2 separate regions of the Homo sapiens genome follow, and region 1 is linked to region 2. A link is a loop called in an ENCODE intact Hi-C map of the cell type or tissue named here. Cell type or tissue: Caco-2. All regions are shown on one strand. Each heading gives the region's core, and the rest is flanking DNA. Links, peaks and the distances in the headings are about the cores only. Region 1 has its middle 130 kb from the start of LINC01696. Region 2 overlaps LOC107985255 (a long non-coding RNA gene).

What was found. A loop is a pair of places that touch in the nucleus more often than their neighbours do. Peaks named below come from ENCODE experiments on the same cell type or tissue, not always from the same donor. Only the 100,000 strongest peaks of a DNase experiment are listed, where the experiment ranks them.
Region 1: a loop joins it to region 2, with 2.6 times the contacts of the local background. A loop is called at or near these places in 4 of 110 quality-filtered maps.

What each region holds. Positions count from the first base shown.
Region 1 is chr1:209,187,830-209,193,214 of GRCh38, reverse strand. No RefSeq gene overlaps it. Among named protein-coding and RNA genes, the nearest start is that of LINC01696, 130 kb to the left of the region's middle. RefSeq lists an enhancer at 2,511-2,620. In Caco-2, for the core only: a CTCF peak has its summit at 2,384 (motif pointing right); a DNase peak (open chromatin) is centred at 2,394.
Region 2 is chr1:209,093,635-209,099,019 of GRCh38, reverse strand. The region is part of intron 1 of LOC107985255 (a long non-coding RNA gene); the gene reads left to right. Among named protein-coding and RNA genes, the nearest start is that of LINC01774, 120 kb to the right of the region's middle. In Caco-2, for the core only: no CTCF peak of the experiment used is centred there; a DNase peak (open chromatin) is centred at 2,689.

The DNA of each region.
Region 1 (5,385 bases), core at 110-5,109, 94 kb before region 2:
CTGAAACGATGATTTTCTCGACTGTATTTCATGATTTTTCATGTTTGTATTGACCAACTCAAGCAACTGTTTTGGATTCACCTGAACACAGGGTCAAAATGCTGATGCAGCTGAAGAACTGTAGAAATTAATTCTGAAGATGGTGGCGAAAAGAATAAGAGTCTAAGCTGGAATTCGTGCTTGGTGGGCTAAAACTGATCAATTTCCTGGTCCCTAATTAAAACAAGCCACCAAACACAACAGCAGCAGAAAATCCAGGGCTTTTTCTGGTGATGAATGCAACCAGCCTGCAAATTTCTCCTTGCTGGGAACAGAGATTTCATGTGCACAGCAGTTAAACAGAAAGCGTACTGGCAATTTATGTTTGGTAATATGTATCTACTCACCGCTCAGACCCTGCCCCTACCTACCTTCATCCCAAGCCTAGGCCCCCAATGAAATTAAACCAATGAAACTAGAGAGGAAGTTTTCTTCTTTTACATGTGCATCTTTGAAGGAGCTCCTTCCTGCCTATTGAAAGGGTAAACAAATATGGCAGGATATCTAATCTTTTATATTACTCGAGTTGTGAAAATCTGTATGTGAACCATCTGCTTTTAAATTGAATCCTAGCATTCCATCAATTAGCACTATAATTTCAGACGTAATGTAGGTTAACTCCTGATTGATCTTCAATTAACACTAGTTCTTAACCATTTGCTTTATTTTAAATTCATTTTTCCCCTCCCAGATAGACAGGGAAGTTGCAGAATGACTTTCTTGCTTTTGAAATGCTGATAGCTCTTTAGGATGAAAGAATTCACATTCTTCCCCCCCTCCCTTTATACTTGAGTTAGTGAAAACTCAGGTAATGTAAAATCAGTATAATTTTGTATTCCAAAAGAACATCAAGGAAATTGCTAGGAAGACCTCATCATATGCATTTGTGCTTTTCTTAATTAGAATTTAGAATTGGGAGTTTTTTACAAAATAAGTAAAAAATTGCTACAAGAATTCCAAATATGGCCTCACATTAAGCCTCATAAAACTTATGGAATTTGGAGATTATTTGGCTCCTTTGCTAAGGCATAAACACTCAGGGTTAAAAGAGGTCTCAGACTTCCATCCCATACCTGCCCAAGGCAGGCATGCCCACCAGAGCATCCCTGCCAGATGGTCAGGGTACTTTTCTTCCTTGCCATCATTGGACAAAAGAACAGAGCCTACCTCGATGAGGTTCTGACAATGAAATTCTGGCAGCTGAGTAATGCTCACCGTTTGACATAATGCAGATACTTCCTTTGAAGTCTAGAGTGATATATAATATTGATAATTTCTATATGGTATATAATAGTACATAATTGTGATAAATTATTCTGCTCTCCTTTTATAATTTTGATTTATAAAATATTTATTATATCTTTAAACATGTAATTTTACCACATAAAAGGCTGTTTTTTCTTCAGAAAAAATATAACTGGTTTTATAATGGTTTTCATTACTGAAATAGATTCACTTAACAATCATTTCTTGTATGGTCAGTTTACTGGAAGCTTTTTATATCATTGAGCAAGGGATAGTTTTTTAATGAAAAATATACAACTTTTCCTCCTTATTATCTTCTTTTTAAAAATTATTATATGCATCACTGCTTTTTTATTAGCATGCTGTTTTGAAAGTAGAATCACAGGGTCAATGTACTAGTTAGGCCAAGTAATGCTTTCTGATATAATGAACAGACTCAAAATCTTAGTGGCTTAATACCATAAAAGTTTATTTCTCGCTCATGTCACAGACCAAAGTCCATGTTTTTCCCTGGATGGTGTCCCATATTATAGCCCACTGTCCTCCAGGAACTTGAAATCTTTTTCATTCAGCTAGCATATGAGGAAAAAAAAAAGGAGGATGAAGTGTGGGAGTTTTTAAGAGCCTAAACAAATTCATTGTTTCTTTATATATGGCTTTTTACACATGGATTAGAATTCAATTACTGGTCATAGCTAACTGCAAGGCTGGCTGGGATGTACAGTCTAGACATAGGCTTAGGGGGAAAAAACAGGGCTGTGAGCCTCAACATGGCTCTGCCATAGTTGTTGTTAGTGTCTGTTTAGCCTCTGCACCCTGGAGACCTATCTGTCCAGAATAGTTTCTAGAATTGCTATTGTATGTGTGCTGTTGAACTTCACTGGAAAATGAATGAAGAGGAATGCAAGAATTTTAAGTGACCCGAATTCCTGGGTATACACACGGATACACAGGATACCCAGGGCTCCCCTCTGCCATGACCCCTGAGGGCGCTCTCTATGAACCAAGGAGTCCAGAAAGGAAAATCGCTGGAGGTTAGGCTTTGAATAACTCTAAGCCTTGTTCCCTTTCCCACAAAGAACTGCACAAGACCGTTGATGACACTAGAGGGCGCAGCAGGCGCCGTGCAGGAGACCACCCCCTACAAGAGTGGTGACAGCAGCAGTTAGCAGTGTTGTGAGTGGCGCCAAAGACCGTAGGTTCCTGGCAAGCTTGCCATTCCTGGCGAGACCAGCCTCCCTGAAAAGAGGGATTAAAAGCCTTCTTAAAAGAAGACTTGAAGACCCATAAACTTGGGCTGGCGTCCTTACTCAACCTCACCCATATAGAGTGAAAAATGTGGCCAAAGAAATTGGGCCTCACAGTAAGGGGTTGCCTTAATTGAGTAGATTTCTAATAGCATTTTACGGGCAGAATCTATTTCGGCTTCTTGGCTACCTTGCTAAACTATGGAGACACATTCTTTCCTGTTTGTTAGTTTTCCATCCCAGCATACATAAGAGGCTGTACATATTTGAATACCAGCTGATACTCTCTGAAATTAATTAGATGTGATTCATAGGCTAGTTTTCCTCTCCTCAAGTCAACTTTCTCACCCGTGGACTTACTACCTATTTTGTCCTACCATTTGGTGGGTAGATGTATTACGATGTCCTATCTTCTGGGCTAAAGACGGGGTGGTGCTTATTTTTGTTTATTTTTTATTTGCAACTTTATTTTTTTATTGTGGCAAGATAGACATATCTGTCATTGTAACCACTTGTAAGTGTACAGTTCACTGGCATTAAATACATGCTGTGTAACCATCAGTACTCTCTATGCAGATGAGTGATTCTTGCACAATTCTTAAAACATGGAGCTAGCAAGTTAGTTACAGTGAAGTCATTTCCATGTTTACTATGGAGCTGTGCACCAGTTGCCAGTTATGGTAAATGTCACCGTGACCTGTGCTATGGAGACCCTATGGAAAACCTGCTTCCCCAGGACCAGAGAATCTTAGCATCTGGTCTCTACTATTCCACTACCCCGCTGAGCAATTTCAACCATTAGCAAACCGAGTGAGAATAATATACTCACTTTTGATTACTGATATATAACCTGTGGATGATCTTATATTTTAATTTCTTGGATAAATTCTAGTTATTATCAAGAATATTCTAGGCTATGAAAACTTTACCCAACTTTCCCTGCAACCCAATCAGCATTCTCTCATTGGGGCTATAAATGAGTGAAATAGACCCAGAAGGAAAACGTTCTGCCAAATAAGATATAATACTGCATTCCTTCACTTACTTGGATGTGTATTGATAAGGGTTTCTCAGGGAAGTTCCTTTCTGGTGAAACTTGGGCCTTGAAATTACTTTTTCCAATTTCCAAATTCTACTCTAAGTTAAAGCTTGTGGATTTTAACTTATAACAACAGCAACGACAATAACACTAGACAGCATTTAATGAGTTTTTACTGTATGCCAAGCACTATTCTAATCTCATTTAATCATCATAGTAACATTAAGAAGCAGATGCTATTATCTATCTATCTATCTATCTATCTATCTATCTATCATCTATCATCTATCTATCTATCTATATTTTTGAGACAGAGTCTTGCTCTGCCATCCAGGCTGGAATGCAGTGGCGCGATCTTGACTCACTGCAACCTCCACCTCCCAGGTTCAAGTGATTCTCATGCCTCAGCCTTCCAAGTAGCAGGGATTACAGGCAGCTGCCACCATGCCTGGCTAATTTTTTTAAGTAGAGATGGGTTTCACCATGTTGGCTAGGCTGGTCTCAAACTCCTGACCTCAAGTGAGCCGCCCATCTCAGCTTCCCAAAGTGCTGGGATTACAGGCATGAGCTGCCACACCTGGCCTCTTTTCAGTATTTTTAAGTGAAAAAACCAAGGCACAAAGTGATTCATTCAACTGTAAGAAAGAGTTGTATTTGAATTTAGGTGCAAATGTTATATTAGATTTGGAAAGATGTGACTGGTTTTAGGGATGTAATTTGAAAGAAGCAGTGCATTCTTGGCATGAGGTCCAGCACTTGAATATCTAGCCACACCTCCTAAGGGCCATGCTTACTTCCAAGTGGCCGCTTCTCTCTGGGGGATCCTAGCACACTTGTCCATGCTAAAACCAGCAACAGGATTGATGACCTTTCTGACCAAAATGGGACTCGGTACTTTTTCATAAAACACATGCTGCTAGGACAATGTCTGTTCATCTGTATTCTTGCATGGTCCTCACACTGTTTGGCACTGTGAGAGCTATCACTCTGGACCAGGGATGCTGCCCTTTCCTCCCTTTGGGTGCTGGCAGATTAGGGGTGGCATGGAGGCTTACTCTTGTTTTACTGATGTCTAGTGAATCTATGTAAGCCTCCTGTGAAATGGCTTATTTGGTTAAAGGAAAATCTCTGCCCATAATTCTTCCCTTAATGTTTAGGTAAGAGCCTTTAACAGGACCAAAGCAACAATAAGCCAAACTCAATGAAACGTAGCCAAGAATAAGGAAGCAAGTACAAGAGACCCTCAATATGAAAAGAGATGTTACTAACTGAATTCAACAGTTAGGAAGAAGAGATTAACTGGGCAAAACACCAAGCCCTACAGAGAAGGCCTTGGAGTCTCAGGAATGTGTATGGCACATTTTCCTTGGCATGGTCAGTTGAGCGTTGGCTCTGCTTGCTTCTGTAGGATGACAAGATGAAGGGAGGCAAGAAGAGAGATATGGCTACTCTATTAAAACCATGTTGGCTTTACTGTTCATGTAGCAAAACCAGTCTCTTTAACACTGTTTAACATAGTCTAATTGTCCTTCAGATCCTCTGCTTTAGAGGTCAATATTAGAGAAACCTGTAGTACTTGCTCTTCCTCCAACAAATGACTCAATTATGAGAACTAAAAATAAAATTTTAAGCCTCCAAGCCAACTGAATGGACCCCCCACTTGGCCAAGGGGACCTTGGAGAAACCTTGGAAGCTGAGTTCCTGGCCATGACAAGATGGGGGATCTGACATGCCTTGTCATACCTCCTCCCTCGCTAACTGCCATTAGGCTTTCTTCCCAAAGGGTTCAACAGAAACCAGCTCTTTCGAAAGACT
Region 2 (5,385 bases), core at 197-5,196:
CTTTGCCCTAAACTCTCTATCCACTTAAATATATATCAGGAAAACTCTCTAGTTGCTCAGGCTCTATACTCTAAAGGAGAAAATGAGTAATTGCCCTTGAAGAAAGACAGTATATGAGGCACATCCATATTCAAGGCTTGATCCTGTTGGACAGGTCAGTTCTTCTGGGTTTCAACTCACTTCCAACCCAACATATCCTATGAACTGCAGCCAAGTTAGCAAAGCTATTATTATTCTGTGTCATAGTGAAGGGATTTTCAAAGAAAGGTGACTTTGAAGGATTCAAGGTGAAAGTCACTATCAGTTGGCAGAGCTGGTTGTTTGCAGAGAATGAATTCACTAGGGGATATAAGAAGGACTGGGGGCTTTAAGTCCTTGATATGGCTAAGCTTCCCATCTCAGAGAAACAGGTCGTCCTGCTAATTATCTGTCATGTCACCCTGGCTCTCCATAGAGACAGATAATTTTCTTCACTGAGTTTTCAAATCCATTTATAGTTGTGGAAAACTCTTCCCACCCTGTCTTTCAGAGAGTCTAGGTGGAAACACGAGTAAAGGTGGTGACCACTGAAACATTTTTCTTCAAGGACTTTTGAGTTTGTTAATATCGTTGCAGGAAGGCAAATGCTCTCAGTCCCAACAGCACCTTATAGTGAATAGATGCTGTGTTATGGTTTCTAATCTCCTGGGCAGGGGGCCAGGGATGGCAGGGATGAAAATAGTGTTAAGGGAAAACTTACATAAGGGGAATAATAGACATTTGGAAATATGTTATCCATAGGACTTGGACAGTCTGGCCTAAAGGGTTATGGTACCAACATCAAATATTCTACTAAAGCCAGATTTTGTCATGTGCAAACATTTTGAATCATAATGCATAGTGTAGAAGTTGTCACGGAGGAATCATAGTAAAAGGAAATACAGAGGAATGTCACCACGAGAGGCCTGGCTTCTAAAAGGCTTAATAAGACTGCTGATTCATTAAGGTTTGGAGATCATCCCTCAGCTTTACAGGTTCAGAGACTCAATTTTATCTGTATCCTAGAGTTCACCAGGGAGACTGATACTCACCATCGATAATAACATCAAAGTGTTCAATACAGCTGCACCTATTACATGTTCTTTATATTAGAGGATGGCAGCCTCCAGTGTTTGGAAGAGAGTGAGCCCTTGGGGAAATGAACTATGTATAATTTATCTTTGAAGCTTCAGTGTCTAGCCCATTCCCTGGTCCCTAAAACATTTTACTGGATGGTAAATGACTGCTAAATTTACTTGAATGGTTAGCTGGCTGGCTGGGCTGGGTAGATGAGTGAGTAGACAGGTGGAGCGTACATGGGTGGAAAGATAAGAAGCAGGCAGAAGAGAAAAGAGGAAGGGAAAAGAACACAGTGACAGTACTAGCTGACATTTATTGGACAATACTATGTGCCCAGCACTGTGCTAAATACATGCTTTAATCACTAAGCTCTCACAGCAAACCCAGGAGAATGGTGAGGTTGTATTTTCCCTTGTATAGATGAGGAATCTGAGATTTAGAGGAAAGTAACATGCCCAAGGACACCAGCTAGTAAATGGTAAAGTCAGAAAAAATTTACAAGAGACTAACATTTTTATTAGCACACAATTTTTTAATTTTTTTTTTTTTTTTGTGAGTTGGAGTCTCACTCAGTCACCCAGGCTGGAGTGCAGTGGCGCAATCTCTGCTCACTGAAACCTCCAACGCCCAGGCTTAAACAATTCTCCTGCCTCAGCCTCCTTAGTGGCTGGGAATATGGGCGTGTGCCACCACGCCTGGCTAATTTTTGTATTTTTAGTAGAGAGGGGGTTCCACCATATTGGCCATGCTGGTCTTGAACTCCTGACCTTAGGTGATCTGCCTGCCTTGACCTCCCAAAGTGCTGGAATTACAGGTGTGAGCCACCACACCCAGCCTAGCGCACAATTTCAGCTAGAACTTCCAAGGTGACACTACACTTGCATTTTCTGGCCAACATAATTTCTTCCTCTAGATAAGCTACATGAGAAGCCAACTAGTAATTAGGAGGGTTCTTGTGGAGCTTAGCCTCAGGAGGAAGTGTCTGTGGGTCTTCCAGGTTTAATATTGCCCAGCGCCTCCCTACACAGGGGTCCACCTGCCAGGTGCCTCAAACCCCCATTAACCCTTCAGAGCGCTTTCTCCACTGAGCAGTACTCAGATGGACGGCTCTGTTTCCCTGTGTTCTATATTTTCATTGCTCATCTTTTAAATGGACACTATCCAGGAAATTAGACTCCCTTTCAGACCATTTTAAAGATTTCTACTCTGATATACTTTGTGTGAAATTAATCATTTTCAACAACTGTTCTTGTTTCCCTCATTTTTCAATTCCTGGGGCATGCCTCAGTGTCATCTAAAGTTAGCCCTAGGTAGGTGGCCGGGGTGGGGAAGGCAAGTGACCTACTCAGCTGGATGGGGCCAAGTCTCCTGATCCCTGCCTGGTGCTTTCCCACTGTATTACACTCAGTGGTTGAGTGGATTAATAGCATTCGCAAAATCTTATATCCACCAAATTAAAGTTGATTTTAATGAGATGTGTCATGTTTTTTAAATGCCCCATGAGGCCGGTAGAACACAGGATCTTGCAGCACTTAAAGGCTTTCTGCCTGTCCTCCCTGATCTAGCCCAGCCAGGGACCTGCTCCCAGCCTGTGGGCTACTGGCACTGGTCTGCCCAGTCTGAGTGGGTCTCTGAGTCATGGCTTAAGTATTTTGGAAACGCACTATAGATCATAAAAATGACTCCTCATGTGAAATAAGCAGACACCATATGGACATGTCTTTTAAACCCACATACCTGCTTCCAGTAAGTTTATTTTGACATCAAAATGTCAAGATTACTGGGTGTTCTGGACACCTGTCAACCCCACAGTTAATCATTAAATCTCTCTGCTGTAGCAAGACTTCCACACTTTCTTCTTAACCCTGCAGGACTCTGAAGGCAAATTGATGACACCAGAAGTTCTAGGGAGGCTGAGAATGTCTTGTGAGATATATTTTGTTTCCCAATAAGGGAGCTAGATGAAAATATGACCACCACGGGGGATAACCTGATGGGTCAGGTTACTTTCTGCAAACAACAAGGAGCTGTTTGCAGGGACTTTTCCCCCCGTGCCCTTTTCATCCTTACACACGCCTGCGTGTGCACACGTGCAAACACACACACACACACCCCTTTCTCTCTCTCCAGTGGAAAGCCTGAGAACTAATCAAAGCTGGCCTTACGAAGCTGAATAGGCCTTGCTTTTATTTTTTTACCTATGTATTTTTTCTATTTCTGGTAAATGTTGTATCCTATAAATTCTCCAAGTACTTCATTATCTGCTTGTTTTCTGTTTGACTTATTTGCCCCCTTTCCTGGCTAGCAATTTAACTGGTACAGCTCAAAATTACTTTTAATGGTTTTTTTTTTTTTTTTTTTGAACTCATTTGAAAACACCTCCCTTCCCCAATCTTTTCATGCTAGACTTGGCTTTCTCCTAAACTAATCTCTGTGGTAGAAAATTAAGGTCAGTATATATTAAATATACCACTAATCAGAGTTTATAATGAGAATCCTTCCACTTATTTTGTTTTAAATTAAGTGGAATGATAAATAGAAGGGACTCAGAGCATTGAAAATCATGGTCTAAATTCTTGCATTCAATAACAGGAAGGGAGTCAATGGCACAGAGATGGTGCACTTCAGACATTTCTATGTAAGCCCAGGCTGAGGTACATTGCCTATAGCAAGTAAACACCCTCAACCTGTCTACTGGTTCTGAACAGGCCTGCTCCTAATGGTTACAGAACCCCAAGGCAAAAGTACCAAATGGAGGCTCATATTCCATATGTCTACCTATTTAAACATTTTAAATCAAACCAACTAACTGTTAAATAAGTTATGTTCTAAATGTCTACATTGACATTTATAACAGCCTTACTCCCCAGTGTGCATGCAGAACTCTTAGACTCCTCAGAATTCTGTTGCTGAACGTGGTAGCATGGGGACATGGGGACACCTGGTCCCTGACCTATGACCCTTCTTTTTCTTCCCACTGCTGTCTGTGAGTTGCATCACAAGGGCCTCAGTGAGCATGCATGTGAAGGCCACAGTCTGTATAATCAAGCTGTGTCCAATCTTCATCACTAAACCTCTTTCTTCCCCTCAATCTGAGGCATGGGAAAACAGAAAGACCTGGGAGAAAACCTACCTAGCTGCTGGCAGTGAACTCCAAGCTGATTGGGCAGGGGATTGTGGGGTCTAGGTACTCTGAGTGTGGTCTAGATGGATGAGGTGGGAGGGAAACCACAGTCACTGGGTAGGCATGTCCTTTCTGCCCATGGACTTTTCATTCCATGGAGTGGAGAGCAGTTGGAAGAGTAGGACAGAGAGGAGCCTGCTAAACTGTGGGGCTCAGAGTAGACCCCTCTGGTGGAGTCAAATGGTAGCACTAGTGTTAGAAACTGAGTTTTGGCCAGAGAAGTTAACATGAGAAGAATCAGAGCTGAAATCAAATTATTACTTTAAGGATATTTCCATCTTATTTTTATTAAGTAGTTTCCATTATTATAAGCAATAACCATTTTTATTAAATTAATAAGCATTATACACTCTGAAGAATTCCCATAAATCATTCAGACTTCTGCTGTTTTAACTAGATGAAATAATCTGTCAACTCTGTAGCGTCCACCTCTCTCTTGTTCAACCCACATTATTAACAACATATTTATGCATGCACACACCAATATACACTGAATATCTAAGGCAGCATTGTATAGTACACTTTTAGAGCTGGAAGTACCATGAAAAATCCTTGTTATCCACCCATCTCCCTTTGTTTAGGGTAAGAACTGAAGTCAAGAGAAGGGAGATAATTTCCCAGTGTTTTGTTTGCTGACCTTTATTTCATCAGAGCCAGGATATTCATATCTGGGATACTCAGAGCTGTGGCCATGAAAATTGGAATACTGGGGCCACTGACAGGATCAATTCTGGGGAAAGAAAAGTAGTAAAGTGTCCCTTGACGACTGGGGGGATCCACTAAGAAACCAACTTTGTCCCCCTCTGTATTAGAAAACTTCTCTCTACTCTTGGGGCAGGTTAACTAATTAGAAGGAATTGACATGTTTTTACTCACCTTTAGAAGCAAGAGATAGGTTAGAATGTTTCTAAGAACTGAACCATTTTTTACCCTAAAAGGAGGGCAAATATATATGTTTTAAATCAGGATTATAGAGATAAAATTTACATACAATAAAACTCACCAACTTCAAGAATACAAGTTGATGAGGTTTGAGAAATGTTTGTAATCAAAACTACCAACACAATCATGACATAGACCATTTTCACATACCCAAAAGTTCC